Regions from separate parts of the Homo sapiens genome. Here region 2 is linked to region 1. A link is a loop called in an ENCODE intact Hi-C map of the cell type or tissue named here. Cell type or tissue: CD4-positive, alpha-beta T cell. All regions are shown on one strand.

The links. Hi-C counts contacts between places; a loop is a spot of excess contacts. Peaks named below come from ENCODE experiments on the same cell type or tissue, not always from the same donor. Only the 100,000 strongest peaks of a DNase experiment are listed, where the experiment ranks them.
Region 2: it touches region 1 in a loop (8-fold over the local background); 3 of 110 quality-filtered maps call a loop at or near these places.

What each region holds. Positions count from the first base shown.
Region 1 is chr7:39,744,816-39,747,315 of GRCh38, reverse strand. The region is part of intron 1 of LINC00265 (long intergenic non-protein coding RNA 265); the gene reads right to left. Among named protein-coding and RNA genes, the nearest start is that of LINC00265, 12 kb to the right of the region's middle. In CD4-positive, alpha-beta T cell, CTCF peaks have their summits at 738 and 942 (motif pointing right); a DNase peak (open chromatin) is centred at 965.
Region 2 is chr7:38,795,754-38,798,253 of GRCh38, reverse strand. VPS41 (VPS41 subunit of HOPS complex) reads left to right here. Exons shown (of 29, transcript NM_014396.4): 8 at 1,390-1,509. Among named protein-coding and RNA genes, the nearest start is that of VPS41, 110 kb to the left of the region's middle. In CD4-positive, alpha-beta T cell, a CTCF peak has its summit at 1,180 (motif pointing left); a DNase peak (open chromatin) is centred at 1,153.

The DNA of each region.
Region 1 (2,500 bases):
GTTTTTAGAGACCGGGTCTCACTCTGTCACCCAGGCTGGAGTGCAGTGGTGTGATCATAGCTCACTGTAGCCTCCATGTCCTGTGCTCAAGTGATCCTCCCACTTCAGCCTCTCAAATAGCTGGGACCACAGGTGCTTGCCACCATGCCTGGCTAATTTTTTCTTTTTTGTGTGTGCGGAAACTGGGTCTTGCCCAGGCAGGTCTCAAGCTCCTGGCCTCCAATGATCCTCTTGCTTCACCCTCCCAAAGTGTTGGAATTACAGGCATGAGCCACCACATCTGGCCCAGAGGAGAATTATTTAAGGTTAGCACCTAGAGTTAAAAAAAATACACACATACACACACAGACACACACACACACACACACACACACACACACACACACACACGGCCCCAAAATGTTTTTGTTTATGTGAGATATATATGTTGATATTTACTGTATTAAAAATTAAAACTAAGGCCAGGCACAGTGGCTCATGCCTGTAATCTCAGCACTTTGGGAGGCTGAGGCAGGTGGATCACCTGAGATCAGGAGTTGGAGACCAGCCTGGCCAACATGCTGAAACCCCATCTCTATGAAAAACACACAAAAAAACTAGCTGGGCGTGGTGGTGCATGCTGGGAGGCGGAGGTTGCAGTGAGCTGAGATCACACCACTGCATTCTAGCCTGAGCAACCGAGGGAGACTCTGTCTCAAAAAAAAAAAAAATTAAATTAAAACTAAGAATTAAACGTATATATATTTATTAATTGTTGTTGTTTTTTAGAGAGTGGAATAGTAAAATCACAAGAAGTGAAGACATTTAAGGAGGCATCGAAACCCCTCAAATATAAGAGAATCACATTTCTTTCTGACATTGGAAAGGCTCTTTTTCTCAACACTTAATGTGGGGAGGATCTGATTAACACAACAGGAGAAAAAGAGTGAAAGAACTATGTTGCCAGGAGGTGGCGCCTGCATGCAGCTGGGAGCCAGGAGGAAAATGACGGGGCAGAGAGGCAGCCTTCCTGAGATGAGAGGTTCCCAAAGGATGCTGGCAGCAAGGAAACTTCAGGGCGAGGGCGGGGGATCTTCCTGGCCCAACAGCAGATCAGAAAACGGAAGAACAGCTTTTTTCCATCCCTCACTACCGCCCCAGCATAAGCAAGTGGTTTTCAAATTCCTTGGGGTGCACAAGAATCACTGAAGATGTGTTGAAAATGTAAATGTGATGATAGGGTCCACATCAAGATTTAGAGCTGCAAAGTCTGCATTCTAGGAAGCTTCCCAGAGGATCCTGTTGTACGTGTGGTCCTCAGACCACAGCCATAATTATTTTAGGAGAAATGAGCAAACTTTACAGCCCTAGGTTTGCATGTAAAAAAACTGACATCAAATCTCACCTCTCAGTTGACAAAGGGCTTTCACATCTAAGGTCTTATTTAAGATGCAGAATTACCCTTTTATACATGTGGCAACCGAGTAGCCTGAGCCAGCCCGCAACCAGAACCCTCAGCTTTCAAATCCAGTGCCCTTGCCTTAGCCCCAGGCAGCATCTCCAGGGCCCCTGGTCAACGAGGATACCCGGCTTGGATTACCTTGGTGGTTCTCAAAACATGGTCCCTGGACTAGAATCACCTGGAACTTGTTAAAGCATAATTTAGGGGGCCCCCTTCTAGACCTGCTGAATCAGAGACTCAGGGGTGGGCCCAGCATCTTGTGTTTAATAAGCCTGCCCAGTGATGCTGAAGATGTAGGCTGAAGTGCTGGGTTACCTTGGCCAGACCCTGGAACCTAAGTCATCCTCAGCATCCAGATCCTCGGGGCATACTGCCAAATGGAGCCAGCCGTTGGACAAATCATGGCGGGTGGAGGGGGGTGGAGGAGTGGACTAGGCAGGGCTTGTTTCTAAACCTTTCCCTGTGGTCAGGCATAAACCAGTGCCTTGGGGCCCATGTTTTCTGCTTCTCTGCCTGGACACACTGTGCCCATATTTCCACCCTGCCCCCCGGGAAATTGAACTGATATCAGATAAATGTGTATCTGACTCAGCCCCACCCCTTCTCTTCTGCAGGCCATATAGTTGCTGCTGACCTTCAGCTCCAACCCCTGCTCAGGTCTTGGCACAAACTGGCCCTAAGAGGGAGGGCTTGAAGGAGCACCAGCCCCACCCTTGGGGAAGTAACTCATCTTCCTCATCTGCCTGCCTGGGTCTCTGCTGCTGGCCAACACATGCTTCTAATAGTGGCTGTTTGGCTCTTGAAAGCTGAGAATTCCCTGCCCCCACTTAGAGGTACCTGATACCTTGTCTTGTCTGCAGAGCCAGGCTCACACATCTCCTTGGTGACATCTTTCCAATTATGCATCCCACCCTCTTTACAGGAAAAGTGAGCAAGTTCTTCCTTTGGGCTCCTGTGACACCTTCAGCTTACCTCACAGCATTCACCTCACTCTATTATAATTCTTTATTTACTCTCTGAAGTTCTTTTTGGATTCCTGGCCCCAGGCAGAGCTCAGTA
Region 2 (2,500 bases), 950 kb after region 1:
CTTCTCTGTAGCAGGAACTGTATGCTCAGCCTTTCTCCCCCTTTCCTACATTTCTGGGGTCTGTTCTCTGTTTTCTGCAAATGGGAGGAAGAGGCTGAATCACAGTCTGGGGACACTCCCGAAGGCCTCTAACTGTGGGGGTAGGAAGGCATGGTAGTAGTGACTTCTGAATTGGAACCTGGGATAGGAGAGGACAGGGTGGGTTAGAAGGTCTCTGAGAATATATCTGATGGGAAGATGGGGCTAAGTATGGTCAGAAGAATCCCTGCCTCCAGTCTCCCTGTGGAAGTTGTGAAGTCACACAACTTCAAACTGTCGTAGCATTTTAAAGTAACTGTACTTTGCTTACTTGTGATGATGGACATCATATTTAATTTTAGGGATTTTATTTTGTGCTTCCTCTGCCTGTATTAGTCTATTGAGAAAGATATACAGGAAATACAAATAAAATGTGAATTTACTCTCTTTCCCCTGTTAACCTGTTTCCCCTGCCTCTTTTGGGGTGGGTAGAGGACATAAAATATACTAAGGTAGACTGAAATTGCTTGTAGTGGTAGGAATTTTAGTAATTCTGTTATGGAATCTGTTGTCAGCATTTGCTTTGAAAGGATAAACATGTGTTTCAGGATTGCATGCCTTAAGTTACATACTGTATAAATGTCTTTTCTTAAAGGATTTAAATGGAATATGTCAAGAAAAATATTTATTGTGTTCTTAATAATGTATGACTTCCTAGAATTACATCTTTATTAATCGTAGAGGTTTTTGACCAGTTATATTTTATATTAAAATTTATCCAGCAGGTTTTTTGAATGATAGAATCTTCCCGTTAAAATAAAGACCCTAGATACTATGAAATTTCTAAAGAAGCTTAATTCCAATTGTTTTTTTATTTTGTGACATGAATTACTGTTCAAAAGTCATTGTTCAATTATTTGAGTCAAATGAAAAACATAGACTGTTTCTATTACAGTTTAATCTGTGACTAATATCTTATTTTCAGTGAAAAACTTAAAAGAGGTTTTGATTTCCCAATTTACAAAATAAATTAGTTCCCGGACAATCATTTGAAGAACTTTTGCGATACAAATCTTTTGATTAACTAATGTGCATTATTTTCCATGAATCTTGGTGTTTTGGTGCCACCTTGTGGCTTGGCCTTGTAGTAACTTCAACACTCATCCATTTTAAACAACTTCCTGGGGAGAATATGATGTGCTAGGAATTCTTTCCAAGGTACAAATAACATACTACTGTAAGTCTACATTAAAGACGTCGAGAGTGACTTGTTTGTTATTTGGTCACGAGGATAGGTAAAACTAGTAAGTAAAGAACCTGATACATTATTTTCAGTTTCTAAGATTCTTTGTTTATGCTTTTTGTCCCTAGCTGCTACTGTTTGAACGGTCTTGGATGAACAGATGGAAGTCTGCTGTTCTGCATGAAGGGGAAGGGAACATAAGGAGTGTGAAGTGGAGAGGCCATCTGATTGCTTGGGCCAATAATATGGTAAAAAATATGCCTCTGTCTTCCTAATGCTTGTTCAGTGGCAGAAGAATGGCCAACTTGATAGGGCTGTAATGAAGGGAAAAGATGCCACTTGCTGTGGTGGTGATTTCTAAAGGGTGTAAGGACGATTGGTATCATACCTAGGAGGTTAAAGAAATTAGATTGCTTTTGGCTTTCATAATATAGTAATTCCCAACATATTCTGGAATCTATTTTAGAGTAAGAAACCTGAGGCATGGAGAGTAGCCAAGAAAATGAAAAGCTATCTTAATAATTGAAGGACTGCATTGGGAATGGGTCTTGAAAATATCATTTGCCTGTTGGCCAAAGGCAAGTAAGAGTTGATATGAAACAAGTGCAGAATATTGCTGATTTCTCTTTTACTCCCAGTATAATCATAGACAGAAGTATAGACCTGTCTGTAAGAAAGTGGATCGTAATTTTCAGTGCTGCATTTTAACTTAAAGTTTACTTGCTATGAATTGGGGCTAGTAGGAAGTTTTAAAAATGGTCTTTTTGACATCTGGCATATCTTTTGAAACATCAAGGTATAATTTAGTAAATCGGTTCTATTCAGTTTTAAATGGTAGAAATCTGCCTAGACTCTACCTTTTTATTCTGGACTTTTCTTACTTCTCCTGGGTCACGATGAAGGTAAAACAAAGCTGTGGTCTCTTGGTTCATTTTTAGTTAGCTGCTTGCCTGATGTTTTCATTTGAGAACTTTAAAATGTCAGATGTAGTTTTCTTTATATAGGTGGCTTTTCAGACTCAAAGCCTTTCTAAAAAACAAACTTCATTTTTCATGGTGGAACGATAAAATTAGAAATGTTACTTGTCTGTCAGTTTGGAAATGCAGCTATTGATGTTTGTACATTTCATGTTTCTGTTGGGTTTGAGTCACCCATGCCATCTAAGAAAATCTCCTTTGTCCAGAAAGAAGGGTGGAGGTTTCCTTGTGGTTTTAGTTCCCACAGGGTTTGTGTGGAGCA